Linked DNA regions of Homo sapiens: region 2 is linked to region 1. The links are chromatin contacts, found by Hi-C or POLR2A ChIA-PET in ENCODE. All regions are on one chromosome and are shown on one strand. The core of a region is the stretch at or near the end of the contact, and the rest is flanking DNA. Distances in the headings are between cores, read along the strand shown.

Region 1 (6,902 bases), core at 2,072-4,571:
ATCAGGTGGCTGTGGTTACCCCAGGAGGCAGCAGAGGTGGAAAAGGAGGCAACAAGGGAGGGGAAAGTAAGCAAATAGCACGCTCTTTTCTTCCTAATATACCCCTGGCTAATGAGGCTCATCTCACACACTATCTCAGGCATTATGAGGCTCCATTCAAACAGAAAAAGCTTTCTTACAAACACCAAGCACAAGTTATAAAAAGAATCCAGACACCCGCTGCACTCCATGAATACACGGCCATGTCCTTCTGCTCAGCAAATGCCAGCTTCAGCTCCTGCAACCCATGCAGAGAGGGTGCCAGGAATACGGCTCAGCAGATACTGGCAAAGTATCTGTTCTCCAGTTCATATACATCATATTCTAGATTAAAAGAGCTAATCATCCTTTAGCTTTATAAAGTGAAGACACACATCCTTAATGTGTCCAACTTGTGATCCACTCTGACCCCGAGATTAGTAGCACTCCTTGTCCAGTACTTGCCAGCATTGTCCACGTAGTTTAAAACCGTCTCTAAGCCTGGTGTCAGCATTTGCCTCAAATCAAAATCCCAAGGCTTAATGTACCATCTCCCTATATGGCCAACATAATTTAATTTCTTTTTGTGTGTGTTTTTTTTTTTAAAAATAGAAAATGGTGTCTCACTATGTTGCCCAGGCTGGTCTCGAACTCCTGGGCTCAAGCAATCCTCCTGCCTCGGCCTCCCAAAGTGCTGGGATTACAGGTGTGACCCAACACATCCGGCCATAATTTTGATTTCTATTACCATACTACAAGGCAGGCTTTTTGCATGCAGAGTCATAGCAGTGATTAGGAAGGAAAAAAAGTATGATCAATTCTATTAAGTATGACAATATACAATACAATAGCACACAGTATTAATATACATGGGTACTGTAGCTGGCAAAAGGGGAGAATAATGTCACAAGAGTGTAAATCCTAAAGCCCTTGAGAATTTGACTTTGTCATCTCTGTTCTGAGTTACTATAATCCCACCCAACTCCGGAATCAGCCCCACATCCATGAGTAGGCACTTCATGCAAAGAGGCAGGGCAGTCTAGCAGCTAAGAACACAAGCTCTGGGGCCAAACACCCTGGTCCAAATCCTAGGCTGGTCACTTGCTAACCTTGGGCAAGTCACTTTGTTTTGTTGTGCTTCCTTCTCTCTTCTGTAAAACAGGGATAACAATAGTGTCTCTCCCTGGATGAGGTGCTGGGAGGACAGGATGAGATAAGATGGGGCAATGCTCACAGCAGTGCTTAAAAAAAAATAACTATTATTAATAGTTGTAATTTATATATCTATATATTTACATATGTAGATATATAACTGTATATTTCATATATGATATCTACTTTCTTATATGTATATAAGCTTTGATATAATAATATAAGCTTTTTTTTTTTTTTTTTGAGATGGAGTCTCACTCTGTATCCCAAGCTGGCGTGCAGTGGCACAATCTCAGCTCACTGCAACCTTCACCTCTGGGATTCAAATGGTTCTCCTGCCTCAGCCTCCCAAGTAGCTGGAACTAGAGGCACACACCACCACACTGGTTAATTTTTTTATATTTTTAGCAGAGACAGGGTTTCACCATGTTGCCCTGGGTGGTCTCGAACTCCTGAGCTCAGGTGATCCACCTGCATTGGCCTCCAAAAGCGTTGGGATTACAGGTGTGAGCCACTGTGCCTGGCCAGCTTTTTTTTTTTTTTTTCTGAGACGGACTCTCACTCTGTCACCCACTAGGTTGGAGTACAGTGGTGCGATCTTGGCTCACTGCAACCTCTGCCTCCCAGGTTCAAGTGATTCTTGTGTCTCAGCCTCCTGAGTAGCTGGGATTACCAGTGTGTGCCACCATGCCCGGCTAATTTTTGTATTGTTTGTAGAGATGGGGTTTCACCATGTTGGCCAGGCTGGTCTCAAACTCCTGACCTCAAGTGATCCACCTGCTTTGGCCTCCCAAAGTGCTGGGATTACAGGAGTGAGCCACTGCAGCTAGCCAGGTTCATATATATATGTATATCAATTACAACTACTCATATATACTAATATATATATATCCATATTTTGTATATGTATTATACAATTAATCTTCCATGGTTTTAAAAATATCTCAGCCTAAGTCTCTGATGGCAAGTGTCATCTGAGTATAGTCCTGGTTCCTCATAGCTACATGACAAATTGGGAAGTGGCATCAAAGACCCTCTGGAATCCAGAGAGTAGACATTACTGCCTGCCTTTTGTCTCTCAGCCAGATCCTTAGCCACAGAGGAGTGACTCTACATGAGCATAAGTTGGCACCTCCGCAGGCCCGCACAGTCCACTATGCTGAGCTGGTCGAGCTTTCCATCCCCTATCCAGGGTCCACTCACCCCACTGTGGGTAATACACTGGAGTATTTCCTATCTTATTCTCTGATAATCTACAGTCTATTTCAAGGTTTTGATTATTTTATTTTTGAGATGGGGTCTCGCTCTGTAACCCAGGCTGGAGTGCAGTGGCATGACCATAGCTCACTGCAGCCTTGACCTCCTGGGCTCAAGCGATCCTCCCACCTCAGCCTCCCAAGTAGTTGGGACCACAGGCACGCACCATTGCACCAGGCTGACTTTTTACCTTTTTATTTTTATTTTTTGTAGAGATGAGGCAGGGTGGGTCTCACTATGTGGTCCAGGCTTGTCTGGAACTCCTGGGCTCAAGCGACCCTTCCCACTTAGCCTCCCAAAATGTTGAGATGATAGGCATGACCTACCACCCCAGTCTCAAATTTTTTTTTTTTTTTTTTTTTTTTTTTTGAGACAGAGTGTCGCTCTTGTTGCCCAGGCTGGAGTGCAGTGGCATGATCTTGACTCACTGCAACCTCCGACTCCTGGGTTGAAGCGATTTTCCTGCCTCAGCCTTCCGAGTCACTGGGATTACAGGTGCCCGCCACCATGCCTGGCTAATTTTTGTTATTTTTAGTAGAGATGGGGTTTCACCATGTTAGCCAGGCTGGTCTCGAACTCCTGACCTCGGGTGATCCACCCACCTCGGCCTCCCAAGGTGCTGGGATTACAGGTGTGAGCCACCTTGCCCGGCCTCAAATTTTTTTTTTAAGAGTTCTATTTCACAGCCCACTAATGGGCCCCACCTGCGATCTGGAAAAATTGCTCTAATCAGATGGCTGCAGACTGGCCCAGCGCCTGCCCTTCTGCTCTACTCCAGACGTCTTCCTCCCTGCCTAGCACCTCATGTGCCCTTTCCAGACACTTCCTCCTTGTGGCCTCCAAGTTAACAGCTGGTGGCTCTGTAGTCCAGGCTGCTGCTTCTGCAGCAAGCTCAGGTTACAGCACCGGGCTTTCCTTGCTCATCAAAATACTTCTAGGGTGAGTTTCCAGAGTTCTCTTCAACCTTCCTTCTCCCAGTGATACACTGCTCTTGAATGCCTTGTTTATCTAGGGCAGCCATGGAACCTTGCCACTAAAACCCAGGTGAAGATCTTTCCCTGCCTAGTCCTCTGCAATTCTAGAGTGATTAGGGGCTCCCCTGGCATTTTCACAGCACCACAGCTACCTGATGGCATTGGTGTTTCACAGCAGAAGGCGCTGAGGGCACAGGGAGCTGAGCTGAAGCGACCTATCCAAGGTCACCTGTCTAGGAAGTAGCAGAACTGTTTCCAACCCCAGTCTCCTGATGCTGATTCACAGCTACCCTCTGGAGGGTTTCATTTTTCTCCTCTCTGACCCTTTGGAAAAGGATGCATTGAAGGACATAATGTTTTGATCCTTTGTTTTTGTGTTACATAAGTAAGGGAAAATTTCCTGTGACTTTACAAGTTCCTCTGTCTCTCCAGTGTTTCGAATTTGGTCCCTACACAGACTGGCTTCTTGCTCACACACTCTGCTAATGCCCAGGACTGCCTTCCATTTCAAGGGTTACCTCACCTTGCAGTGAGCCAAAAAGGTTTGCCCTCGGAATCTTCACCCTCGTTCCTCTCTTTCTGGGAACTACAGAAAGTTCGTTTCTGAGCCCGCAGAGTTTTTAACAGCACCTCCAGTTTCTCCTTAGTTCCTTCCCACGAGCCCGGAACCTGCTGTTAGCTGCTCTACTGAAAAATCCCCTTTTTTTCTCCCTGGGAGGAGTAGTAGGCACTCTTTCCAATTTCTACAAGCTGGTGGCAGGAGGGCTGGCATTCTTTCTCCCCTGCCTCATCAACACTTAATCCATCTTCCTGGCTCTGCCCACCCCTGAATTTGAAAAATGAAGTCAAAAACATCAAGGCGCATCCTTTTTGTGTGCCTGCTATTTTCAAGGGGCTGTAACGGTGATAGCAACCATGCAGGTACCCGCAGTGTGCTAAGCAGGGGCACTCTTCATGTCATCTCTGATATTCACAGCTACCCCATAATGGCGGACATGATTGTTTCCAGGCTACAGATGAGGAAACCGAGGCACAGACAGGGTAAATTACTCCCTCAAAGTCACACAGCTAGTAAGTGGGAGTACATGGGTAGGCAGAAATTTGAACTCTACCATCTCTGCCTCCAAAGCCTATGCACTTTTCCACTACCCCCTGCTGCCCTCCTCAGGAAGGAGGTGAGAGATGGCATCAGAGACCTTTCCAAAGATAAGCATGCCCTGTTTCCATTTTGCAACTCCTCTGCTGTCTGTGTGACACCACACATGCATAGCCTTTCCTCTTTGCCTCCTGTAAAGGTTTCAACTTTTTAAGTTAAATGAATTTTAAATAATTGGAGGGATACAAAAAAATATTTACATCTCTCTTTCCTTCTGCTGCAAAAATAGGGACCCTGGCAGGAGGCTGGGCATGCCAAGGCAGAAGGCTGCCATGCAGGCCTCTCTGATTTCAGTGCTGGCGTCACTGAGTCAGAGCCTGGGAAGCCCTCCCTCACCAAGGGGAACTTCAAGATAAGCCCCAGGGTCAGTGCTCTCCCATTCCAAACCCAAACCTGCTCAGCTACTCCCACCCTGGTGCAAACCCCCGAATCAGCCAGCCAGCACGTGACCATGCACGTCCCTCTGCCTGCCACAATCCCCAAGACACAACCTTGCTCTCAGACCCAGACCCGGTATGGGGTGTCCAACAGTGGCTCTGGGCATGAGGACAGGATGTGGGAAGAGCAGGTGCTCCGCCTCTGGGCACATGGCCACCCAGTCCAGCTTCACCCAGCACAACTCGTTTTCCAAATGTCCTAGTTTCAGCCTCCCTTTCTGCAACCCAGGCCAAATTGACCACCCCCAGATTTCTGTCCCCTGCTCATGGGGCTTGGCTGGGCCTGCTGGGGGCTGACGTGAGCCAGAATAACTGCGAAGGCAGGAGACGAAGGGGGTGTGAGCCGCCTTTTGGGATCTGTGCCCTGTCTCATGCACGAACACCCCCTGCCTGCCAGGCAGACCCATTCTTTTCACTGTGAGCCTCAGGAACAGAGAGTACAGGGCTGACCCACTCTGGGCCTCCCTGTAGAACTAGGGATGGTGAGGCAGGAACCCAGCAGAAGGATGGGGCCAGTTTCCAGTCCTTGAGAAAAAGGGGCTCAAACACGAAATTTGTGGGGAGCTTGTTGCCTCCCTTCTCAGAACCCTTGGATATCCCACAGCCTGCTCTCTTTACAGTGCCACCTAGGGAGCAAGAATTAGGTGCAGAGTGCTGGGAGAACCCCCAAACCAAATACAGATCCCTCATCTGGTCCCTTCCTGGCAGGTTGGGATGTGTGTCGCTTCGTCAGTTACTAGTATAGCACCTACTATATGTAGGCTTCCTGTGGGGGAGAGGGGGTCAGAGTGCAAGACATGGCAAGTGAGCAAGTTCCCCACCTAGTTGGGAAGTCATGCACCACATAAGACAGAATTCATTGCCAAGTGAATGTGTCCATCGGCAAGAAGGATCCATCCAGCGAGCACCAGGCATTGAACCCTGGGCTGGGGTTTCAAAGAAGAGACAGATAATTCCTGCACTCAAGAAACACAGATGATCACAATGTGATGTGATCTGTATCCAAGACAGGTAGGAGGTGCAGGGGGTGAAGCTTCCAGATCAGGGAAGGTTGCCAGGAGCCCACTCTCGGGCCACCCATGGGACATCACTCTGGCCTGTGCCTGATTTAAACCCTGGCTCAAACTAGCCCCTGAACCCAAATATGCTGCTCAGCTGAAGTTAAACAGCTCACCCTTCTCCTCGATTCTGATGACAAGTCTGCATGTTTAAGTTTCCTTTTGGGCTTTTCTATTTATGTTGTCATTGATTACTTTGCTCCTAACTCATCTGATTTCAATTTGGACTGATTTGATCCTAATTTTATTACCATGTAATCTGAATGCACATAATTACTGTAATTATGCTGCTGAGGGAAACAGCTCCTGCATGGTGGGAAGACCTAAATTTAGGGCTTCCTGGCAAGGGCGGCCGTTGGCTGGGTGGACCCACAGCTACCTCAGAGCTGGCAGCCTTGAGGGGCACAGATGCCCTCCCCCGCTACACCCCCTCAGAGATGGGTATTTTGGGTTTCATCTCAGAGATGAGCTTGAGGCCCCTCTCAGAAGCCCTAGGAGCAAGCAGCGGCCTGAGTTGGGGTCGGGGAGCCCACCTGCTCTGCACACTCTGGCTCATATCTCCACCCTCTGCTGCACGTGCTCAGCACCCATGGGCCACCTGTATCTGAAGTGCTTGCTCACAAGGTCGCCCTACCTCTGGGTGCCAACTGTCTTCCCCAAAAGACCTGGGAACCAAGGGTTCCCTGATACTCATGAGGTGGGGGAAAGCAAGCTGTGATGCAAGGGCCTGGTTTTGGCCCTCCTGTATCCTCCCTTGCCCTCTCAGTTCAGTCTGAGGCTGCCTCCTCCATGATGCCTCCCTGACCCGTCCAGCCCTCTCCCTACTTGGTCATTTATGTCCCACCCGAGG
Region 2 (6,902 bases), core at 2,972-5,471, 49 kb after region 1:
CAAGGCCAAAAACAAAAAGCTCAAAAAAATAAAAACAATCTGTAAGAAACACAGAAGGGATATAGCATTGTTAGCCTTACTAGAAATTAATGCTGTATGGAAAAACAACTGTATTTGCGTCAGGTTACTTTTTTTTTTTAAGACAGGAAAAATATTGAATAAACTCTTAGTCACGAAAAAAATGAAATCCATGCAGAGAAAAGACATGACATGACAGAGAAGGGTGGATTCTTAAAGAGACGGAGTACCTAGATCCAGCTTTGCCTGAAGCTCTACCTGCTGGAAATTTCCAGTGTATGAGTGCCATTAAATAGCTCCCATGTCTTCTTCCTCCCTTCCTTCCTTCCTCCCTCCCTCCCTGCCTCCCTCCCTCCCTACCTCCGTCCCTTCCTGTCTTTCTTTCTTTTTTTTTTTGTCACTTGCAGCTAATATAGACCTGACTAGAGAGTGCTGTCCTTCTGAACTATTGGTTCCCAACGGGAAGAATCAATGTCTGTCCCATCTTTGTGCCCACACAGTACACTTTAGGTACTTTACATGTAGTAAGTAGAGGCTCAAGATGAACTTACTGAAGAGATGTATAATGGAAGAATCCTCAACTGTTTCCTGCCCTATAAGCCCCAACATCCACCTAATGACCAAGTCCTCAGCACTTCAAACCTTCCCTTCCTCTCTTCCTATTACCTTATTTCAGGTTTTATCTCCTGAGTGGATGACTACATCGGCCTAACTGGCCTCCCTGCCTCCAGTCTCACTCTAATCCCCAGGGGGATCCTTCTAAAACTCTCCAGGGGTCCACACTGCTACAGAGTAAGGTCCAACTTCTGGAAGCTCCACACCAGGCCCTCCTGGTATCAATTCTCCAGCCTCATCCCTCACCTTACCTGCCATATCCACAACTAACCTCCTGCTCCCAACTGCTAGGTTGTAGGATGCCTTCTTGACTTGCTCAAGTTGTTCCTCCTGCCTGGAATGTATCCACCCCACCAGGTCTACCCAAAATTACTGTTCATATTCTGACCCACTAAATGCCACCTCCTCTACAAAGCCCTTCCCGATATTCCCTGGTATAACCAAACATTCCTCCTTTAAGCCCCAGTCTATACATATTCCTGACTCACCATTTCTTATACTTATTTGTTCATATGTTTCCCCAGACTGTAGGCTCCTTCAAGACATCAACCTAATCGTGTTTACTTTTCTACCACCTGGCACACAGTAGGTACTGGACAAGCATTTGCTGGCTGGATGAAAAAACACAAGCCTGGTCATGTCTGACAAAGTGCAAAGTGCTCTGCAAATATAAGGTAAGGAATTATTATTGTTTTTCTTAGCCACATTCCCATGCACACAGATTCAGTGACCTTGTCCCTTTGCCAGGCTGGGGTGTGACCAGATCCAAAGTTCGGTTGCCTTGGCCTGGAGGAAAGCGGGCAGAGAACATGAAGGTCCTTGCTCAACACAAAGACCCAGGTGCCCAGGACACTGGGTGTCAACGACTGCCAAATGACTCACAACCAGGAGGGGGAGGATCCTTATTCCAGAGGACTAAAGGGGGAAGAGGAACCGAGAAAGAATCAAGGAGGCAGGCCTCGTTGCTCACTGCCAGAGCTAGGCCAGCCCCTGCTCCCCAGACATGCAGCCTATCCACCTTGCAGGAAGGTGGGGCGAACCTACGAACTGTTCAGAGGCCTGGCCCAGGAGACCAACTGCAGGTGGCAGGGCACAGCCAATTCCAGGGGACATGGAGTGGATCTGTTTCAACACAGCTGCCTTGTAGTCCCCGGAGAGATGTGCTGAGGCTGGGCTCCCTCCTGCCACACCTCCGGGTCCAGCACTGGGATGGGTGATGCCAGCTACTGGCTAGTTCAAGCTGCCAGCCCCAAGCCTCCAGAGGGCTGGCCACCGCAAAGCTGTGAATTCAGGAACAATGGTCTGTGGGCCTCCACCTTCCCTGTGTGGCATTTGTTCCTTCCACTCCCCGCAGGGGCCTCCCCATCATGCTTCTCCAAGAACCCCAAATCCCATCCTTCTTGAAAGCTCAAAGCAGGCCAGGCGAAGTGGCTCACACCTGTAATCCCAGCACACTGGGAAGCCCAGGCAAGCGACTGCTTGACCTTAGGAGTTTGAGACCAGCCTGGGAACATGGTGAAACCCCGTCCCCCCCAAAATAGAAAAAATTAGCTGGGCTTGGTGGCGCACACTTGTGACTCAAGCTACTCAGAAGACAGAGGTGGGAGAATTGCTTGAGCCCGGGAGGTGGAGGCTGCAGTAAGCCAAGATTATGCCACCGCACTCCAGCTGGGTGACAGAACAAGACCCATTTCAATTTAAAAAAAAGCTCAAAGCAAAGCCACCTCTTCTCTGAAACCCTGCCAGGTAGAGTTAAGCCTCCCTGTGTCTAAACCAGTTGAACAGTCTGGCTGCATCTCCTAAGTATGTGCCTTTTTCCTGCATTGTCATCATCCTCTCTACCCATTTCCGACTGATCTTTGCACCCCAGTGATGGCCAGGGCCTAGGGTTTAGGAAGCATGCAGACGGATGCATAGATGAATGAGCATATTCACGTAGCCAAGTGTACAGCCCAAAGGAGTTCCTCCCTCTCTACTTAAAAAATATTTCCTGGGCCAGGCACGCTGGCTCATGCCTGTAATCCCAGCACTTTGGGAGGCCGAGGCGGACGGATCACGAGGTCAGATTGAGACCATCCTGGCCAGCATGGTGAAACCCCGTCTCTACTAAAAATACAAAAATTAGCTGGGCATGGTGGCACATGCCTGTAAATCCCAGCTACTCAGGAGGCTGAGGCAGGAGAATCACTTGAACCAGGGAGTCGGAGGTTGCACTGTCGCCCAGGCTGGAGTGCAGTGGCGCGATCTCGGCTCACTGCAAGCTCTGCCTCCCGGGTTCACGCCATTCTCCTGCCTCAGCCTCCCGAGTAGCTGGGACTACAGACACCCGCCACTAAGCTCGGCTAATTTTGTTTTTGTATTTTTAGTAGAGATGGGGTTTCGCCATGTTAGCCAGGATAGTCTCGATCTCCTGACCTCGTGATCCACCCGCCTCGGCCTCCCAAAGTGCTGGGATTACAGGTGTGAGCCACCGTGCCCGGCCCAGATTTTTTTTTTAAAACAAACTCTTATATACACATAACACAAATGAATTACTTAAAAATTACATGTGCAAAAGAAACCAGACATAAAAAAAATGCATACTGTATGATTTCATTTATTCAAAAAAGCAAATTAATCTATATCAATAGAAAATAAGGCCAGGAGTGGTGGCCCACGTCTGTAATCCCAGCACTGTGGGAGCTGAGGCAGGGGATCAATTGAGCCCAGAAGTTCGAGACCAGCCTGGGCAACATAGCGAGACTTTATCTCTTAAAAAAAAAAAAAAAACACAAAAACAAAACAGAGGTTGCCTGGGGTGGAGACCAATTAGAAAAGAGCCCAAGGGGACTTTCTGTGGTGATAGAAATGTTCTGTATCTTTATTAGGGTACTGGTCACATGGATATTTACACTGGCCTAATTCATGAAATTATACAGTTAAGATTTGTACATGTCACCATATGAAAATTTATCTAAAAATAATGGAGATAATGCCTTTTTGAAGGGAGCTGTCATGATTCAGAGAAATAAAAGTTCAAAGTAGAGGGGTACATTCACGGAGGCGGTCCTCTATAAAGCAATTTCCAATATACACAGGGCCAAAAAGTTTCTGGAGCTGGCAGTGGCTTTTCCTAAGCAAGGTCACAGTCCAGTCACCCAGTTCTGCCCATAAAAAGGGGCCGGGAACCTTGTATTTGTCCCCTGGTTGATAAGGTCTATTTTCCTGTCCACAAACATCTGACTGGAAGCCCACCCAGGTGCTGCAGGCTTGGGTTTCTTTTCTTTACCTTCTGCCCCGTGAGCGCTTCTGCACAAACGGCCAGACTACAGTGCTCAATCCAGGATGAAGGTGGGCTGCCCTGCGCCCAGTCCTTGAGGCATCGGAGGGTTGTAACACAGCCCTGCAGGGCAGGCACTGCCTTGTGATTCCCACCGGCAAGGGCCTTTCTGTGCCAATACCCAGCTCTAGGAAAGGTCCCTTGCAAGAGGAGGACTTGCTTTTTCATTAACTCAGAACTTTCGATTTGGAGCCAAGCTGATCCTGGCACAGCCTCAGGCCCAACACCAGGCTGGTCCCAACTCCTTCAGTCTGAATGACTCATCACATCCAAGGCAGCCGCCCTTCCAAGAAGCCCCACCCTTGGAACCCTGGAGCCTTGGGCCCTGGATGCAGAGGTAGAAAACAGAAAACATCCTCAGCAACAGAACCCCTTCCCTCCCACCTACCCAGCCTGTCAAAGGGCACGAGGACAGCTGCAGCACCCACGGAAGATGAATCCCAGACTTGGGTACCCTGCAGCCACGGGAAGAAGCGAAAAAATGCAATTCATTCAGCTCTCGGGGGGAAACCGAAAGGCCAGGTAGGAAAGAACCCTCACAGATCACTCTGTTAAAATTAGAACATTTAAAAATAGATATTACCATATGATCCAGCAATTCCACTTCCAGGTATATACCCAAAAGAATAGAAAGCAGGGTCTCAAAGAGGTATTAGTACACTAGCATTTATAGCAGCATTATTCACAATAGTTAAAATGTAGAAGCAACCCAAGTGTCCATTGACAGATGAACACATAAACAAAATGCCACATATACATACATACAATACAATATTATTCAGCCTTCAGAAGGAAGGAAATTCTGACACATGCTACAATATGGATAAGCCTTGAGGACATTTTACTAAGTGAAATGAGCCAGACACAAAAAGGCAAATACTGTATGATTCCTCTTACATGAGGTACTTGCGTAATCAAATTCATAAAAACAGAAAATAGAAGAGTGGTTGCCAGGGGTTAGGGGAGGAGGGAATGGGGCGTTGCTGTTTCACGGGCATAGAATTTTGGTTTCGCAAGGTAAAAGAATTCTGGAGACTGGTTGCACAATAATGCAAATGTTAAAAGAGTTCAGGAGATTGGTTGCACAACAGTGTCTTAGTACCGAACTGTACGCTTAAAAGTGGTTAAGATGGTCAATTCTATGGTATGTATATTTAACACATTTTTTTTTTGAGACGGAATCTTGCTCTGTCACCCAGGCTGGAGTGCAGTGGCACAATCTCAGCTCACGGCAACCTCCACCTCCTGGGTTCAAGCAATTCTCCTGTCTCAGCCTCCTGAGTAGCTGGAATTACAGGCACGCGCCACCACGCCTGGCTAATTTTTATATTTTTAGTAGAGATGGGGTTTCGCCATGTTGGCCAGGCTGGTCTTGAACTCCTGACCTCAGGTGATCCACCCGCCTCAGCCTCCCAAAGTACTGGGATTATAGGCATGAGCCACCGCGCCCGGCCAACACAATTTTTTAACGGAAAAAAAAAAAACAAAAAACACAGGCAATTTGGCTTCTGTATCAAAGTCTCCAAAAAATGTATACTCTATGATTCAGTAATTCTACTTTCTAGGAATTTATCTTCGAAAAAAAAAAAAAAAAGCTGGGGGTGGTGACTCACACCTGTAATCCCAGCACTTTGGGAGGGTAAGGTGGGAGGATTGCTTGAGCCCAGGAGTTCAGGACCAGCCCTTGCAACATAGACCCCATCTCCACCAAAAAAAAAAAAAAAGTGATGTATACAAAATTTAGCTTCAAGGATATCCATTTCAGTATTATTTATAATGGCAAAAAAAAAAAAGATTTAGCATACAGGTCCAATGACGGGACTTCACAAAATTAGGATAGAACGTTACAATGAAATGCTATGAAGTTACTTACAGTGACATAGAGGTGTATTGAAAAATGACTCATGAAATACTTTTTTAAAAAGCAGATTATAAAACATGACTGTATGAACTTACATTTTAAAAGCATATATAATCCTATAGGGAAAAAAGACTGGAAAGATATACCTCAAAATGTTCACAGAGTGCTAAGTCTGTTTCCGCAAATACAAAATAGAGTTACTAATAATGCCTAGCTCGTAGTGTAGCCATGATCATTAAATTAGATGAAATATTATAAAGAGTAGAAAGTATGCAGGCCAAGCACAGTGGCTCACACCTGTAATCCCAACACTTTGGGAGCCTGAGGCGGGAGGATCATCTGAGGTCGAGAGTTCAAGACCAGCCTGACTAACATGGAGAAACCCCATCTCTACTAAAAATACAAAATTAGCCAGGCGTGGTGGCGCATGCCTGTAAACCCAGCTACTCGGGAGGCGGAGGCAGGAGAATTGCTTGAACCCGGGAGGTGGAGGTTGCGGTGAGCTGAGATCGTGCCATTGCACTCTAGCCTGGGCAACAGAGCAAGACTCCACCTCAAGAAAAAAAAAAGTATGCACTTAGAAAATATTTTCAAGTGATGCTCACAATAACCTCTTAGGTAAGGGTTTAACCCTTCTCCAGAGTTACAAATAAAAAATCTAAGCGGGGCATGGTGGCTCACGCCTGTAACTCCAGTACTCCTGGAGGCTGAGGCAGGCGGATCACTTGAGGTCAGGAGTTCAAGAACAGCCTGGCTAACATTGCGAAACCCCATCTCTACTGAAAATACAAAAAATTAGCAGGGTATGGTAGTACGTGCCTGTAATTCCAGCTATTCTGGAGGCTGAGACAGGAGAATCATTTGAAGCCAGGAGGCAGAGGTTGCAGTGAGCCGAGATCGCATCACTGCACTCCAGCCTGGGCAACAGAGTGAGACTGTCTCAAAAAAAAAAAAAAAAAATGAATCCAGGGAAAACGGATTAATTCCAAGACCCCTCAGCTAAAAGCATCAGTGTCGACTAGCTCCAGGTCTCTGGCTGGATGAGGCCTGATCCCCTAGCAGCCTGCTCCTCCTTCTCCATCTGGAAGC

The links. A loop is a pair of places that touch in the nucleus more often than their neighbours do. ChIA-PET counts read pairs that join two places held with the same protein, here RNA polymerase II (POLR2A). Pooled maps may share reads with other maps.
Region 2: a loop to region 1 is called in a map of PC-9, with 8 times the contacts of the local background. The contact joins two enhancer-like sites. A Hi-C loop is called at or near these places in 2 of 168 maps with a recorded cell type or tissue (PC-9 and gastrocnemius medialis) and 1 of 50 pooled maps. POLR2A ChIA-PET finds 5 or more read pairs at or near these places in 4 of 52 experiments (AG04450, CD8-positive, alpha-beta T cell, K562 and 1 more).

What each region holds. Positions count from the first base shown.
Region 1 is chr2:47,013,095-47,019,996 of GRCh38, reverse strand. The region is part of intron 11 of TTC7A (tetratricopeptide repeat domain 7A); the gene reads right to left. Among named protein-coding and RNA genes, the nearest start is that of TTC7A, 75 kb to the right of the region's middle. Within about 2 kb of position 3,321, at least 11 of the 41 ENCODE cell types and tissues checked have a DNase peak (open chromatin) inside an H3K27ac peak, as active enhancers do; they include PC-9 and gastrocnemius medialis, where a contact is called at or near this core.
Region 2 is chr2:46,965,435-46,972,336 of GRCh38, reverse strand. All of the region lies in intron 3 of TTC7A (tetratricopeptide repeat domain 7A), which reads right to left. Among named protein-coding and RNA genes, the nearest start is that of TTC7A, 28 kb to the right of the region's middle. RefSeq lists an enhancer at 4,093-4,387. Within about 2 kb of position 4,221, at least 29 of the 41 ENCODE cell types and tissues checked have a DNase peak (open chromatin) inside an H3K27ac peak, as active enhancers do; they include PC-9 and gastrocnemius medialis, where a contact is called at or near this core.